Regions from separate parts of the Homo sapiens genome. Here region 1 is linked to region 2. A link is an interaction called in ENCODE POLR2A ChIA-PET data of the cell type or tissue named here. Cell type or tissue: CD4-positive, alpha-beta T cell. All regions are shown on one strand.

Evidence for each region. ChIA-PET counts read pairs that join two places held together with the same protein. Peaks named below come from ENCODE experiments on the same cell type or tissue, not always from the same donor. Only the 100,000 strongest peaks of a DNase experiment are listed, where the experiment ranks them.
Region 1: POLR2A ChIA-PET joins it to region 2 with 7 read pairs; 2 of 35 experiments call an interaction of 5 or more read pairs at or near these places.

The regions. Positions count from the first base shown.
Region 1 is chr2:100,639,506-100,647,505 of GRCh38, forward strand. LOC107985814 (a long non-coding RNA gene) reads right to left here. Exons shown (of 4, transcript XR_001739199.1): 3 at 6,737-6,794; 4 at 661-2,096. Among named protein-coding and RNA genes, the nearest start is that of LINC01868, 36 kb to the right of the region's middle. RefSeq lists enhancers at 2,785-3,285, 3,286-3,786. In CD4-positive, alpha-beta T cell, no CTCF peak of the experiment used is centred here; DNase peaks (open chromatin) are centred at 1,196, 4,126 and 4,726; H3K4me3 peaks cover 741 bases.
Region 2 is chr2:100,937,934-100,945,933 of GRCh38, forward strand. All of the region lies in intron 5 of NPAS2 (neuronal PAS domain protein 2), which reads left to right. Among named protein-coding and RNA genes, the nearest start is that of NPAS2-AS1, 35 kb to the right of the region's middle. In CD4-positive, alpha-beta T cell, no CTCF peak of the experiment used is centred here; no DNase peak of the experiment used is centred here; H3K4me3 peaks cover 987 bases; H3K27ac peaks cover 525 bases.

The sequences.
Region 1 (8,000 bases), 300 kb before region 2:
ACCATGCCCAGCTTAGCTGTTAACCTTTTCTAAAGCTTACTTTTTGATCAGAGCCCCACCCATAATTGTTAAATGCTTTCCATCGGGAATTGTGTTGTGTGGAAGTTTCCAGAAAAGCAGGGACACTGCCTTCTCAGTCAACTGGCACAGAAATGGCCTACTACAGTTATGCTCCAGTAGGAGCACCTGGCTGTCAGATGAAGGAGGTGCAAGACAATGCAGGCTACTTTCCAGGGAAGCCTAACCCAGGCGAGGAACAACTAGCAGAGCTGAATGCTAGTCTGGCTTCCTCTCTCACCCCCTGCCTCTCTTTTCCTTCCTTTCTTTGTGAAAGGGAGCAAAACAACACTGAGTGAGATAATGCCTGTAAACCTGTAAACCCTGGGCAATATCGTGATAGCCCTGATGGAGAAGCCCAGCGTAGTGACCCCCTGGGGGCAAGAGCAGCCAGCACAGCAGCCCCAGCCCATGGAGCATATTCCCACGGGGCAGCCTGGGAACCAGGACCCGCCTCATGCCCAGACTCCCGTGGGTGGGCCCACTCCTCACTGCCTTCCCCCTTCTGTCAACTGCCAGCTAGAGGCCTTTTCCCTCGCGGAGCCTAGGATGCATCCAGCCCACTTCAAGCCAGTCGCTTTGACACTGCACATTTTATTCCCCTTAAATATATTCATGGCAGCAACAAAGCTTTCAGCACAGAGCAGATGCAGGGTCAGAGCAGAGTGAGCTGGAACGTATTTTTTTCTAGAGCCCGGACTTTCTGAGGCTCTCCTGGACATCATCTGCCCCGCAGCCTTGCTCCAAACCTGGGTGGCACATAGGGCCCAGGGGCCCGGTGGTTAGACACACAGTTTTCTCTCTCATTCTTTCTGTTTCTTTACAGAGATTTCTCAGGATTCTCTTGTTCCTGTTCTACTGAGGATCCTCGAGGTGACCTATATTGTATAGAACCTGGATTGAGAGGCTGCTCACCCCACTGGGCACAATTATCATTTCAAAATGGAATTCCAAGGTCACGTGGTTAGCGTATGAAAGGCTCAGACACGGGCATTCATTGGTAAGTCAGCTGTGGCAGCAGCCGTCTCTGCACAAAACATTTCCCCCTTGAAAAATCTCACGCAAGTTCAAAATAGCTTTACACAATACTTGTGCTTCTCCCAGAGATGTTTTTTCTTTTTTTTTTTAATCCTTGACCTACTTTTTCTGTATGTGCAATACACCTAATGAGTAATAACGACTTCAGAGAGGGTAGCACCAGGGGAAACAAAACTGAATGAATGCCTTGAGAGAATGACTCGGGAGCCCTCAGACTCAACGGACTTTCTTCTCAGGGCAGAAACGAGGGCGTTCGTCTGAACTGTAGGTTTGCTGAAGATTCCTATGGCTGGACGATGCCCCGGCGAAATAGTCAGGATATGACAGAGGTGGCTAGCAGTGGGAGCCAGACAGAGGGACTGACACACACGTGCACACACTTGCACACACTCACACTCTCACGCACACACGTGTTCACAAACCCACCCTATCCCCACCCAAGCTAGACGGTGCTGTAAAGAGAATGCTTTGGGGTCTGGAACGTTCGCTGCCATCTAAAAATGCTCTTCTAAAACAGACTCTGTCAATGACGGGATCCGCACAGAAAGGGAACACGCTTCTCCGCCTCTGGAGTCATAAACCCAAACCCCAGAAGGCTCGGGGGAGGAGAGAAGTGGCCACAGACTTCACTCACACATCGCTCTCCAGTCTGTGCACAGCAAAAACAGCTGCTGCCTCAGCCCCTGAGTGTACGTCAGTCCCTTTGAATGGGAAATCAGAAAAGGTGTCCTTCTAAGCCGGAGATGGGATTCTTGAGAATTACATGAATAAGCGTCTCTTCTCTCGAAACCATCGGCCACTTTTCTTCAGCAAGATTTTTCCCCTAAGCAGGCCTCTGTGATGGAGGAAACACGCAGAGCTGCACTTGCTGAGTCTCTGTCAGGAGCAGGCACTGGGCTGGGGTGATTTCGAACCTCGCAGACGAGTTCAAATCCCACCTCCAGCAGTTGTGGGCTATGAAGTCTTGGGCAAGTCACCTTCTTGAGCCTTAATTTCCATGCCTGTTAAAAGATGATCATAACATCTGACTTCAGTATGGTGAGGGTTAATGATAACTGATATGAAGCCACTTCACACAGAGAATGCTCTCAATAAACGGTAGCTATGGTGATAAGCAAGGCATGGTCCCTGCATTGAGGAAGATGCAATTCGGTGGCCTTGAGGTCAACTCCAAGCCTGCTGGGATTGAGCTGGACCCTGAGGCTTCCTCAGCCCATGACTAGGACCAGGAAGCAAAGCTGTGTGTAGCAGGTGTGGCGGAATGATTGCATTTCAGCTCCAATTTCTCATACCCAATATTTCAGCAGGCAACTTGCTTGACTTTACCCTGCCCCCCTGGCTTTTGTTTGTCTGGAACCCTAAGCTTCTCAAAGGAGAGAGAGAGAGAGAGCGCACCTAGTTCTGGAAAAGAATAGGATAGAGGCTCTCATGAGGATAGACCCTCAGAGGAGAAACACTGTGTGTCCTTCGGGGTCTTGACCCCAGCCCTTGTGGCTGCCAGCATCATCTGAGGGCCCTGGTCCCCTGTGGCCTGGAAGCAGCAGAGTCCCCCCTGTAAAGGACCCCGTGCATGGGGAAAGGACCCCGTGCATGGGGATGAGCTCCTCAGAGGCAACTCCAGGACCTGAAGGCCTGTGGTCTCACCCCTATTTCCTGCCACTTCAAAAGCTGCCTGGTTCTTGTGCCACCCTGGGGGATGGAGGTTGGGGGGTTTGAATAGGGATGGAAAGTAAATATTAGGCCTCTAAGTCAGATTCAACTTGCTTATTCCCACACCTGTGCTCACCTCTGGGAGACACCAGGTTCTCTTCCTGACTGAGGGAGCTGAGTCCTCTGAGGGCTCCTGCCTCCCCCAGAGGGCTGTGAGGCATATGCGGACCTGGGCTCCCAAAGCTGGGCCAAGGAAAACGACCTCTTTCCATGCTTCAACGTCCTGGAAGCTCAGGGAAGTCAGGGCCTGTCTCCTGGCTCAGCAAACACAGCAGGTCTCATTCAAACAGAGCGAGACTACCCCTGCCGGCTGCCTGCCCACAGTGCTCCTGTGGTCGGTCCAAGGCTGCACTGACTCTAGCTTTGTCCTCTCCCCACTGCTGTGCCCATCCCTGACCCTCCTGGGCCAGCTTCAGGTCCCCAGAGCACACCCCTGCTGACCCCTGCTTCGGTGTTGGTACCACTGCAGAGCCAGCAGGCAGGAGGAGCCAACCGGTAGGGGAAATAGCAGGGCAAAGGAGGGAAGACGAGCTGGAACATTTGCCCTGGGGTCAGAGGTCTCCACGCAGACAAGTGCAGCTGGACTAGTTTGCTAGGGCTGCCATGACAGGGTGCCAGGCAGGGCAGCTTAAACAACATTTATTTCTCCCACAATTCTGGAGGCTGGAAGTTCAACAGCAAGGTGTCAGCAGGACTGGTTTCTTCTGAGGCCCCTCTCCTTGGCTCGTAGATGGCCATCTTCATGTTCTAATAGGGAGACCAGCCATACTATATTAGGGCCCACCCTTGTGACCCCATTTTACCTTAACCACCTCTTTCAGGACCCAATCTCCAAATACCGTCACCATCTGTGGGTACTGGGGGTTAGGACTTCACCATGTGAATTTGCTGGGGGACAACATTCAGCCCATAACAGGATCACTGACTGAAACCCTAAGGGGCTGCATGATTTTATTTTCCTCATAGAGAAAAAATCCAGGCCTTCTAGAAAGCTTGACCTTGTTTCTTTCCTTCTTGTTTTGTTCTGTTGTGTAATTAGGGAAAATACTAGAAAAAAAGGAAGGAGTCATATATATATATATATATATATATATATGTATATATACACACACACACATACACACACGCATGTGTTATCATTTTCATTCAATAAAAATATATTTTATTTATTTATTTATTTTATTTATTTATTTTTTGAGAGAGGTTCTGGCTCTGTCACCCAGGCTGGAGTGCAGTGGTGTGATCCTGGCTCACTGCATTCTCAGTCTCCTGAGCAGCTGGAACCACAGGCATGTACCACCACACCCAGCTCTTTTTTTTTTTTTTTTGCGGGTGGTGGGAGGAGAGAGAAGCTCTCACTGTTGCCTAGGCTGGTCTTGAACTCCTGTGCTCAAGTGGTACTCCTGCCACGGCTTCCCAAAGTGCTGGGATTACAGGCATGAACCACCGTGCCTGGTCTCAATGTGTTTTTAGTTGACTTAGAAGAGACCAAATAGCCCCAACCAGGCTGTTTTCCAACTACAAATGAGGATAGGCTCCTGCTAACTGACTCTCCTAGAGGTATCTTTTTTTTTTTTTTTTGGCCCACAGATCAGTGTCTTAACCCCACCCCCTCTGAGATCACCATTCCTTTCATAGGTTTAGCATTAGACCACCCACCACCCCTGCTCCCTTCCTCTCCTCTGTCCCTTCAGGAGGGGAGACCCCATCCCTCCCTGGGAGTTGGCCCATGTAAGGATAGCTGATCGCACCCCCAAGTGGGGTTAGACCATCACTTTGCTACCTCTTATCTCAGCATCAGATCAGCGCTTTCATCAGAATAGGGCCCTACTGTGTGCTCCATTTCCCAAACCCTCTCAGATACATTTGATCTTTGCACGTTTGATCTTTGTGTCTGCGGGAGGAGGAAGGAAGTGAACTTTTACTGAGCTTGCTCCACATTTTAGGCTTATTGTTAGTGGTTTTTGCATCTGTGGTTTCTTTAATCATCATGTCAACCTATGGCATGATTGTGTATCAGAAAAAAAAAAGTTATTATTCTGTGTAACCCTCAACTCAACCCCACCCCACTGATGTGCTGCAGAGGGTAGGGTGCAGTACCAGAGACGTCTGAATATTAATCTATAGAACACATTGATCTACAAGTCACGTTGATCTACAGAACAAAGGGCATGGAGAGCTCAGGAAGAAGAAAATATTTGAGAGTGTGGTGGGGGATGGTGGGGAGTGGAGAGAGAGCCGGTATCCTGTGGAATACAACTTTGAAGAGAGTTTTAGAAAGCCTTGCTGGGGATGTCTGGTGCATTCCGCTCCCTGCTTTGTTATAAAAGAGGATTTCTGACTTGCCTATTTGTGTTTCCTTGGGGGGTATCAGAGTTCAGGCATTGGGCTTGTTACACTCAGGTACAGTTGCTATGAGCACCATTTTATAAATGAGGAAACTGAGGCTCAGAGAGATGAAGTCATTGTTGGTCAGTGAAAGACCCACAGATTAACTTCCAGTTTGTCTAACTGCAGTCACCTGACTGGTTCTTCCTTTCCACAGCGCAGACAAAATCAGCTCACTGAGGCCACGGTATTGCAATAGAGAAAGAGTTTAAATGACGTGAGGCTGACCCACGTGGGAGAACTGGAGTTATTACTCAAATTAGTCTCTCCAAAAGCTTGGATATTAGGGTGTTTTGGATAATTTGGTGGGCAGGGGGCTAGGGAATGGCTGCTGCTGATTGGTTGGGGATGAAATCACAAGGGTGTGGAAAATGGTCCTCGTGCACTGAGTCTGCCTCTACATGGGAGCCACAAGACCTGTTGAGCCATGAGTCATGAGTCCTGGTGGGGTCAGTCTGAAAGATATCTCAAAAACCAATCTTCAGTTCTACAATAGCGATGTTATTTATAGGAGCAATTGGAAAAGTCACAAATCTTGTGACCTCTGGCCACATGACCCCTGAGCAGTAAGGGATTCTAGAAACTATGCCTGTCTTGTCAGAATTCAGGCCCCTCTCTCTCATAATCTTAACCTTGTGACCTTTCATTAGTTTTACAAAGGTGGTTTAGTTTGGGGAAGGGCTATTATCACCTTTGCTTTAAATGTAAACTATAAACTCAATTCCTCCCAAAGTTAGCTTGTCCTATGCCCAGGAATGACCAAGGACAGCTTGGAGATCAGAAGCAAGATGAAGTCAACTATATCAGATTTCCTACTGTCATAAATTTTGCAAAGGCCACAAAGGCCGTTTTGCAATGTAGTACATGGTCGACACTTCATTAATATTTATTTGAGCCCATTTACTTTTTCACATTTTGGCCAGTTAGGAAACAGAGGCATTACTGAGTATTTGGCATTCCCCAGGCCAACCAGCCTTCTGAAGTCCTTAGAGGTGAGAGGACCACCTCCTACTCTTGGCACTAACTGTGCTGTGCTTTGCACACAGAGTTTCATCAATTCCTGGCATCTCCATCCAACTCCCTCTTCTTAACTTGGTCTGGACTTTCTTAAGTCTCAGGAAGGATGTCATCCATTGATTTTACACTGTAGAATGCACACACAGTTACTCTGTGATTTTTCACATTTTCAAGTATTTCCCACTTGCTTTTTATCAACAATGATGTAATAAGACACACTTCTGTAAGTTCTGTTTCCAGGGAGAAGAATGGAAGCTTTGATTTCCTCTCTCAGCTTGACCAGAAAAAAACAGGTCCTAAAAGCCGGCATTCTTTAACTCCAGTGCTAATAATTCCCACTCCTTATTGTGTTTTTAAACCAAAGGGTCAGGTGAAAAAGTAAAGCAAAAATTGCCCCAGAAATCCAAAGAGGGTGGATCTCACATTCAGAGGCCTGCGGGGAACAAAGCCCTGCAGGGATAGACGGTGAGGCCTCCCGCACTGAAGGATGCCAGCTGGAGTCAATGCGGCTGAGTGCTGCACTTACCTCCCAGGGAACAGTGCTCTCCTGACCTTGAGCTCCTCCTTCCTCCCACAGGGGATGCCTGACGGAAGAGGGAGAAAGAAAACTGCTCAAGCAGGGCTCAGATTCTGTCACCTTCTAGCAGAGCTGGCTTAGGAAACAGCGAATTGTGAGCTATAATTTCAGGGATGCTTGGAAGACGCCCTCCCTCAAGCTAAATTATTTCTAGAATTTCCACCATCAACGTTTATTTCTTGGGTAGATGGATTATCTCCCATCAACGTGCAAATGTACCTTGAAAGTTATCACTTGTGCACAGGGAGAACTAATGGGTAGATGGAAGATTCTGGAACTAGACCTGTGTTCTTATCCTGGCTCTTCCATCTCCTACCTGAATGACCTTGTACCAGTACCTGACCTCTCTGAGCATGGGTGTGCTCATGTGACCCTGCCTCATAGAGGTAATGGACTTAAAACCACTTAGGCATAATGCATGCTGGATAAATACTGGCTGCATCCCATCCAATTTAATATGTTGTGTTATCATTTTCATTCAATTCCATGTAGTTTTAAATTTCCTTTGAGAACATTGTAATTCAGAGCCTAAACTCTGAGAGTTAGACTGTCAGGATTTAAATGCCACCACCTCTGCCACTTGCTAGCTGCAAGACCTTGGGCAAGTGAATTAATGGTTCTGTGCCTCAGTTTTCTTTTATGTAAAATGGAATCAAAATTATACCTCCCTCATAAGATTGTGGAGACCAATGACTTGATATAGATAAAGCACTTGGAACAGTGTGTGGCACTTACTACATGAGTATATATTATCTTTAAGCCATCAGTCATTGCCTCTTTCATGCGAATTACCTCATGAGCACATTTCCATTTTGATAGTTAAGCTAAGTGTTTTAAAGAAAACTACATTTTTTTTTTTAGCGTAAATGTTAAGTGGATAAATATTCCCTTGTTTCTTTTGGATTCTTTCCCCTTAGATGTCTTTGGTATATACATTCTCCTTCTCTTCCAATTCCCCAACCCCAAAACCAAAAAACTCCACTGTTGTTTACCTGTTAAAATGACTTACCCTATTAAGTTATAGAACCCAGCAGACATTCCCAAGACAAGATCAAGGTAGCTGGAAGACTACCTCAGAGACAAGCCAGCTACATGATATGTCCTGTACATCTTTAACTTAGCAGTGCCTAGAGGGTCAGAGCAGCAAATACTGCCCTCACTGGCCAGATGATGCTGAAGTGTCTAGGGGACTTGGGATCACTTCCATGTGTTC
Region 2 (8,000 bases):
CAGGGGGCTGCAGGTGAGAAGAGGGCGGAGAGTAAAGGACTGCTGAGTTTTGGGGACAGGACCAGGCCGAGGTCAAGGTCCCAGGAGCCTTCCAGGAAAAGGGCAGATGCAGGCGTGTGCCATCCTGGAACAGGCAAGGCCTGGAGTGGGAGCTGTGGCTACAGATTCTTTTTCTGGGTCAGAAATGGGGACTGATGAGAGAGTCACAGCACTGTTAGTGGAGCTCAGAGCCATCATGGAGGCTGACAGACATCCAGGGTCACCTGACAGCTGATCAAGGGAGAGGACAACAGATGGCTTGGGTTGAAACACGGTTTGGGGCTTACTTGGGACATGTCTGAGGTTGCAAGTGGGTAGCAACACTTAGTGGTGGTAAGGGTTTGGCAGCAGGGCCGGTTCCTGGGGGTTGAACTGCTCTGGGAAGACTGATGTCTTGGAAGACCTTGGGGAGTGAGGAGTGTCTGGGTGGACCAGGAGAGGGTCGGCTTTGCATTCCAGAAGTGCACGATGGAAGCTCCAAGGTGGCAGAAGGGGCTGTGGTATGGTCACAGGCCCTGACAGATGTCCCTCCCCACTCTTTCCCTCCGTTCCTTCCCTTCTTATTCCCTCCTCCCTCCCTCCCTCCTTCCCTCCCTCCCCCCTTTCCTCCCTCCCTCCCTCCCTCCTCTCTGCATAAGCCTTGCTGGCTCTCTGGTAACCCCCAACACAGGATGAAGTGACTCATGGGTCTGCACCTGGCTGGTGGAGGACCCACCGTTGAGGCTCCCTCATGGGCATCTGGCCAGGCTTCCATCTCCTGCCACACCATTGCCTGTTCCTGTTCCTAGGCGGCAGCTTCGATCTGCACACAGCATCATTGTGAATGACAGCTGTACCAGGAGCAGCACGTGTGATGGACAAGAAAAAAACGTCCTCTCTCCGCTCTCCTCCCAGTGAGCCCAGCCAAAACCTTCCCCACCACCCCCGACCCCTGCTCATCCATGGATAGGTGGCCAGTTTATGTGATGAAAAGAGGAAGGCTTGCCCTGGATTCACACATAGGAAAGCTTGGGCCAGGATGATGCTGGAGGACCGCGGTTCCCTCTCCTTAGCTGCCCCTGCCCAGGGAACAGCGTGGCCTTGTTCCATGGGCAGCTTCCATCTGCCTTGGGGTGATGAGCCCAGCTCTGCTGATGGCCCAGGGCTCCACATCATCCTGGGTCATACCTTTCCCTGGAAGCCACTCCCTTATCCCACCATTAGTGCAAATGATGCTGTGTGCAGATCGAAGCCGCTGCCTACATTTTTCTTTGCATTCGCTGAGCGGTGGCCCACAAAAGCATTTTTTATGTTGCTAAGCAGATGCCTTCCCAGTAGGCCCTAATCTAACCTAATCTGTCTCCCCTTTGTGTTCCAGCCCATTTCCTAAAACGAGGGTGCATCAGGCTGGTGGTGGGGAGCTGGGGGGCTCTCTCCTCTTGATAGCCATCAGAAGTGGCTCATCCTCACTCGGCCTGAAGGAGGAAGCTGAGGGTGCAGCTGCACCTTGATTTTCATCTCTGGCCAGGAAGCTAGTGATGGGGCTGACACCATGAATACAGAAGTGATCCCCATCATCACCCCAGAGAAGCTGGGCTGATCTGAGGGTGTCTGAGGACAGAAGAGGAGCTGGGGTATTCTTTGGAGGGCGCTTGTGTTTTGTATTGAATGGCAAGGGCTCGGCAGTGGTAGGCACTGACCGAAAGCAACCACACGTGGCCTGCTTATTGACCTGGGAATGAGAGACAGGAGCCAGAACTGTTTGGGTAAACAGGATTTGCACTGTTCTGCTTTATGCTCTTGTAATTATCTGATGACCCAGTTGCTGTACGTGGCAGACGGGACTTAGAAAGTAAGAGGGAAATTCTTCTGACTTGAAATTATGGAGCAATTTAGGACCACTTTCATAAATTATTTTCTAACTCTACAAGGGCCAGAAATGACCCGACTCTAATTTATCAATGCTGGACCCACTTGAATGCAAACTAAGACTCTGTATATATATACCCATGCCCAGACACATACAGTGAGTCAGCCCTCAACTCCCTGGTGCAGGTGAGCCTGGGCCAGGCAGTCCCCAAATTTAACTGCAATTTACTTTCAGCTTTCATTATCCAGTTTTCACCAGGATCTTCCTTTGCAAGTGGGTAGGCAAAGGCTGCTGAGGATGGAAACTTCCCTGGTGCAATCAGCATACAGCTGGTTGGGCAGAGGAGCGGATCTGGGAGTCAGACCTCTATGACTTCCACTATGGGGAGGAAGCCCCAATGGCCCAGGCAGTGAGAGGCACAGTGGGGCTTACCCCAGGGGTAGCTGACTGCAGAACCCAGGCTGGTCACCAGTCTGCTCTGGTGTCTTTCTGGTGCCCAGGATTTGGGTCATAATTTAGGAATTCTGATTTTGGTTTGGTTTACTTAGATGCATACTTAACTATTAAATATCACTCCTTGTGAGCCCAGGTCCTTTCCACAGATGATGCAACATTTCAAAACTTGTGAGGTTGTCTTTCCTTTTGCAATTTTGTTGAGAGATTTTACCCATTAAACCTTGGGTGACTAACACTGAGCACTTACAATGTAGCAGGCACCATTAAGAGTCACTCACATGCGTTAATATGTGTAGGCGCATAGAACCGTGCCTGGCCCAGAGCGAGGCTGTTTTATATTTGCTCTCCTTATCCTTATGGATCCTATGAAGTACATAGTTACCCAGTTCACAGATGATGAAACTGAGGCACAGAGAGATTGAATAATTTACCCAAGGTTCCACAGCCAGACAGTGAAGAGCTGGGATTTGAACTCAGGCACTTTGGCTCCAGAGCTTGGTGCTTAACCACTCCTCAGAATCCTATACGGGACACAGTAAAGCTGAATGTTCTCAGAGTGTGGGGCTCAGAAAGGGAGAATGAGGAGCTGAGAGGTGGTGGTCGCTCCTCGAGGAAGAGGCGGCTCTTGAGGTGGAGGTCGGGACACAGGGTAGTCAGGGGGCAGGAGGCTGTGGGCCCCAGCAGCAACGCCCCTCTTGGTGTCAGGCCAAGCACAGGCTGGCCTGCTGGGGTCCCCTCCCATGCCCCTTGTGTGACTGGGGATTGGAGAGCCATTGTAAGGGGGATGAGAGCAGCCAGAATTCCTTCCCACTTCTCAGGCTGTGGGGCTTCAAGTCTCTCTCTGTTTCCTTCACACTGCCAACATCTCAGATGTAACAGAAGCTCATGTGATAGATTTTCGTACAGCAATTTCTGATGAAATAGCCTAGAACTTTCTTTACCAAATTGGCAGAGAAAAAAGAGAATAAAATAGCTGAAAGTGAAAGTGATTTTAAGATGAGAACTGGCAGGCGCGGTGGCTCACGCCTGTAATCTCTGCACTTTGGGAGACTGAGCTGGGTGGATCACTTGAGGTCAGGAGTCCAAGACTAGCCTAGGTAACTCAGCAACACCCGTCTCTACAAAAAATCCAAAAATTGGTCAGGTGTGGTGGCGCATGCCTGTAGTCTTAGCTACTTGAGAGGCTGAGGTGGGAGAATCGCTTGAGCCTGGGAGGAGGAGGTTGCAGTGAGCCAAGATCACGCCACTGCACCTCAGCCAGGGTGACAGAGTGAGACCTGGCTCAAAAAAAAAATAACAATAATAATGAGAATTGTTCAGCAGTGGCAGCACCAGCACATTTTGGTGTCTAGAATTGACACAGGCAAGGAACATGAGCAAGACAGACGTGCATACAATGGAGGCCAAGGGCTCACGGGAGCCTCTGGAATGAAAACCTTGCGGGAGAGATCCAAGGGGCATGAGTCACGTGCCTTGGACAGAATGGGGAAAGAGTACGGCTGAGGCAGAACCAAATGAGAGACCAAAAGTAGGCATAATCTGTGTTTCCTGTTTGGGCTTTTATTTGATGTTTTGAAAGTTAGCTTCCTGGGTTACTTTCTGATTTGTTCCTAGATGCAGTGTTGCCTAATGAGCTGGATCGTGCTAAGCTCTTAAGGCAGACATCATATCCCCAGCCCTGAACATTTGCCATGTGCCTAAGTGTTCATTGAACGAGGGACTGAATTCATAACTGGGGTTATGAGCAACTGCAAGCAGCTTGGCACGGGTGGGGAGTGCCTTGGATGTGAGAACTATGTGCATGGATAACCCTACCTTCCCCAAAGAAAACAAGGCACAAGTGTTCATAAAACTGGAGAAATCTGCAGGCCAGAAAATACTTCTGTATCATGCTGGCTCGCCAGGTACAAGCCCCAGCGAGAAGAAAATACAAGACCAGAATGGGATATGGAGCCAAGTTCCTGTGGCAGGGGCACAGCAGGAGGAGATCCCAGGAAAGGAAAGCCAAAGCCCCTGGCCTGTGTTAACACAAAACACAGCAGCAAGGCCAAAGCCATGAGACACCTTTTCAGGAAGCATCCCTCTGCCCTTCCCACCCCACCCTGCCCTCACCTGCTGGAAGCTCCCATCTGATTGATCCACATCATTTTGTCAGAGGTGTCCCTGGGTCGGAGCAGAGCCCTGACAGGTGCAGCTGCAGCTTAGAGTTGATCATGGATTAAAAGATTCCAGGCCTCTAGTTAGATTTTTTTTATGCCTTTTGATTTTTATATACCATAAATACAGATGTGTGTATAAAACATATGTTCAGTATTAAATTGACCAAGTGAACATACATGCAGCTGTCACTGAGGTGAGCAAATAGAACATGGCTGGGACCACAGAAGCTCCTGTCTGCCCCTTTTTCGTCACACGTCCACCTTCCACTTGGAGGCAACCATTTTCCTGACTTTTAAGGTCATTGTTTGCTTGTTTTCCTTTGTAGTTTCACCAACTTTGACTTCACTGCTAAACTCTTTAGTATCGCCTTTTGTTTCACCGTGTATAAATGGAATCATTGAAAATGGACTCTTGTGACTTCTCCTTTTGCTCAACATCGTTTGTGCTTCGCATCTGCCTCACACTGGCAGATGTAGCTGCTGTGGGCTCTTCTTATTGCTGGGTGTGTTCCATCGTAGGAATGTGCTGCAATTCCTGCATTCATCCCAGTTAGGGATTCTTGGAAGGTGCTTCCATGAACATCCTGTAGTGTTTCCTGATGAACGTTTGCAAGCATCCCTGGAGGACTGACTAGATGTAGAATGGCTGGGTTGAGGGAAGTTCTGCCTCCACCTTTACTAAGTAACACCAGAATGATGCCATAGTGGTGGCACCAGTCTGCCCTGCACCAGCAAGGTGGAGACGTCGCAGTGCTGTGGCATCAGAACTTGGCATTGTCAGACTTCTTGTTTTTGTCAGTCTGGTACATGAAGGTGTCTCATGGAGTTGTACTTTGCTTTTCTCTCGATTACCAATGAGATTGAGTGTCTCTTTATATGTTTGTCAACCATTTAGATTTCATCTTTTCCGAATTACTTGCTCAGGTATTTGGACATCCTCTTTGATTGGGTTTTTTCTTGCAATTATGAGTAGGCTTTCTTTCCGCGATCTGGACACAAGTTGTGGGCAGGTATTGTTTTAATTACCTCTCATTCATCCCACCCTAGGGTAATGCGGATGTCTGAAGACTCCACAGCTGACACTGGATGAGGCCAACAGCAGTTAATTAGTCACAGATACTCACAGCCCAGATGAGGACCACACAGGGCCACAGGGGGCTGCACGTGGGAAAAGAGTGAACCAGCAGGGGCTATGGGAAGCAGGCTGTGCAGTAAGAAGAGGGTGAGGTGACCCCTGGTCCCCACAGGAGGACATGATTGACATGTTTGAATAATTCCACAACCTGCTACTCAGGGATGAGCAGAAACTGTACCTGTCCCCATGATAAGAGATGGGGGCTTGGCTGGGGGACCTCATCCATGGGTCTGTGTGGGGAGGGAACCTGCAGTTAGGCCATTTGAGGCCCTTCCAATTTTACCAGATGCCAAGGCAGCATATAATTTAGAACCTTAATTTTGGGCCATACCACAGACGTATGTGTTGCAAATACCCTCTCTCACTTTGTGGCTTACCTTTCCCCCTTTTTTAGGGCATTTTGATGAACAGAGATTCTTTCTGTATAATTGGTACCTTTTATATCTCAATTAATTCTTACTATTACAAAGTCAAAGCCATTCTCTACACTACCTTCTGAAAGCTTAACCATATGGCCGTTAGTTTGACTTTGAATCTAAACTGAATCTAAGTGGATCAAATATGCCTCCAACTTCCTGGACCTTTAGGGAGACCAAGGCCCCAGTGACTTCTCTTAAGCCGTTCTTTTCTCAAGGTGAAGTTTCTCCAGGGCTGCTCACCATTGCCTCTTCTCACTGCAGCCAGCACAGATCTCAAGCCAAAACTGCCAGAGCGCCTCAGGGACACTCTGGGAGGAAGTGTCCATCCAGCCTACTTCCAGCTCAGCCTCAGTGTGCTTTTAGTACAGGCTCATTTAACATAGCTGGGTGTCCCTGCACTGGTGCTGCTGGTTCAAGGCCCGTCAGGCAATTAGGAGAGAGGACTGCCCACCTCCACAGGCAGGTGACCTTCCCGATCGTGGGACTCGGCTGTAAAGACGGCTGTGGATGGCACATTCCCTCCCTTGTCTCCATAATTGCTATTATTTTAATAAACAGAACTCAGCTCATTCAAGGGACCGTTCAACTGCCGATGTAATTTTCTCACCTGTAAGCACTAGGGTTAAAAATTTCAAGTTATCATTGTTTGTGTTGGTTTTCAGCATGTGGAAGTAGCATAATAGCAATGTACTAGCAAATACATGCAAGAGCCAAGCACAGTCTGGGGCCCTTTCTGTGTGTTAATTCACCATCCTCGCAACCTCCCACATATCATACCTGCCCCTACTTGCATCCAGCGTTCGTCTTTATTCTGTGCAGAACCCGTGTCCTGATATTGGCCCTCGGACCTGTATCAGTAAAGTTCTCTCACACAGGTGACCCGGCCAGGCAGCCACTCAGCCTTGCTCTCTGCCACACCCACCGTCAGGGGAAGTGGCTTCAGATGGAGCCCTCCAAGAAGAGGCCATGGAGTCACTTAGTTTTCATTTTCAAGTATTTGAAATATCTTTATGAAGAAAGACTACTGTCATCTGTGAACATGAGTCATCTTCTAAAAAAACTAGAGAGAATGGGCTTAAAATAAAACCAGGAACATCCGAAGAAACTTGGAGAAAGCCAGAATGAGAAATGGTAGCATAGACGAGAGAGGATCCTGGTAGAGTTTCGTCCATAAAGATAAAGACCGGTGCGTCCGAGCCAGAGCCTGGAAGCCATGCTGAGTCCTTCCTTTCCCTCCTCCTGTCCTCCGATCAGCCACCAAGCTGTGTCCACTGTCCTCACACCCACCGGAACACTGACTGCAGGCAGGGAGGGGCTCTGCCTGCTTCCCAACGTGTCTTCCCCATGCCCAACAGCGGCTGGCACATGGCGGCCCTCAGCAAGTATTGTTTGGACTACGATATTGATGAGTTGCCTGGGACTCTGTCTGCTCCTCTCCACTCCTTCCCCTGTCTCTCTTGGGACCCTGGCCATTGCCAGCCTGACTTCCAGTGCTCTCTCCTTCCAGACTACAAGCAGGATCTCTTTAAAATGCACGAGCAGTTCTGCCACCCCCTTCCTTCAGGTTCTTCGTGGCTCCTCCTGGCACAGGGTCGAGCCCTGACTCCTCCGAGGCCTCTCTCATCTGGGCCCTGCTTCCCTGTGCAACCTCCTCTGTCATGGCTTCTCGCCCTCCCTGTTGTTCCCACCTTCCTGCAGTGCTGTCAGGGTACCCACCTTATGCCTCTGTGCATGCTGAGCCCCCTGGCTGGAGCACCTTCCCACCCTGTCTGGCAGACACTGTCTTGTCCCCTGGCTCCCACTCAAGGATTCCTCCCTCTGGAAATTGTTCCCCAGGAGTCTCCTCTACCCTTTCATTGTGGAGGCAGCACACCATCCACAGTGTTCTCCGGGCACCTTGTTTTAATGCCTGTCATAGTGCTGGCCACGCCATTCTTTCAGCT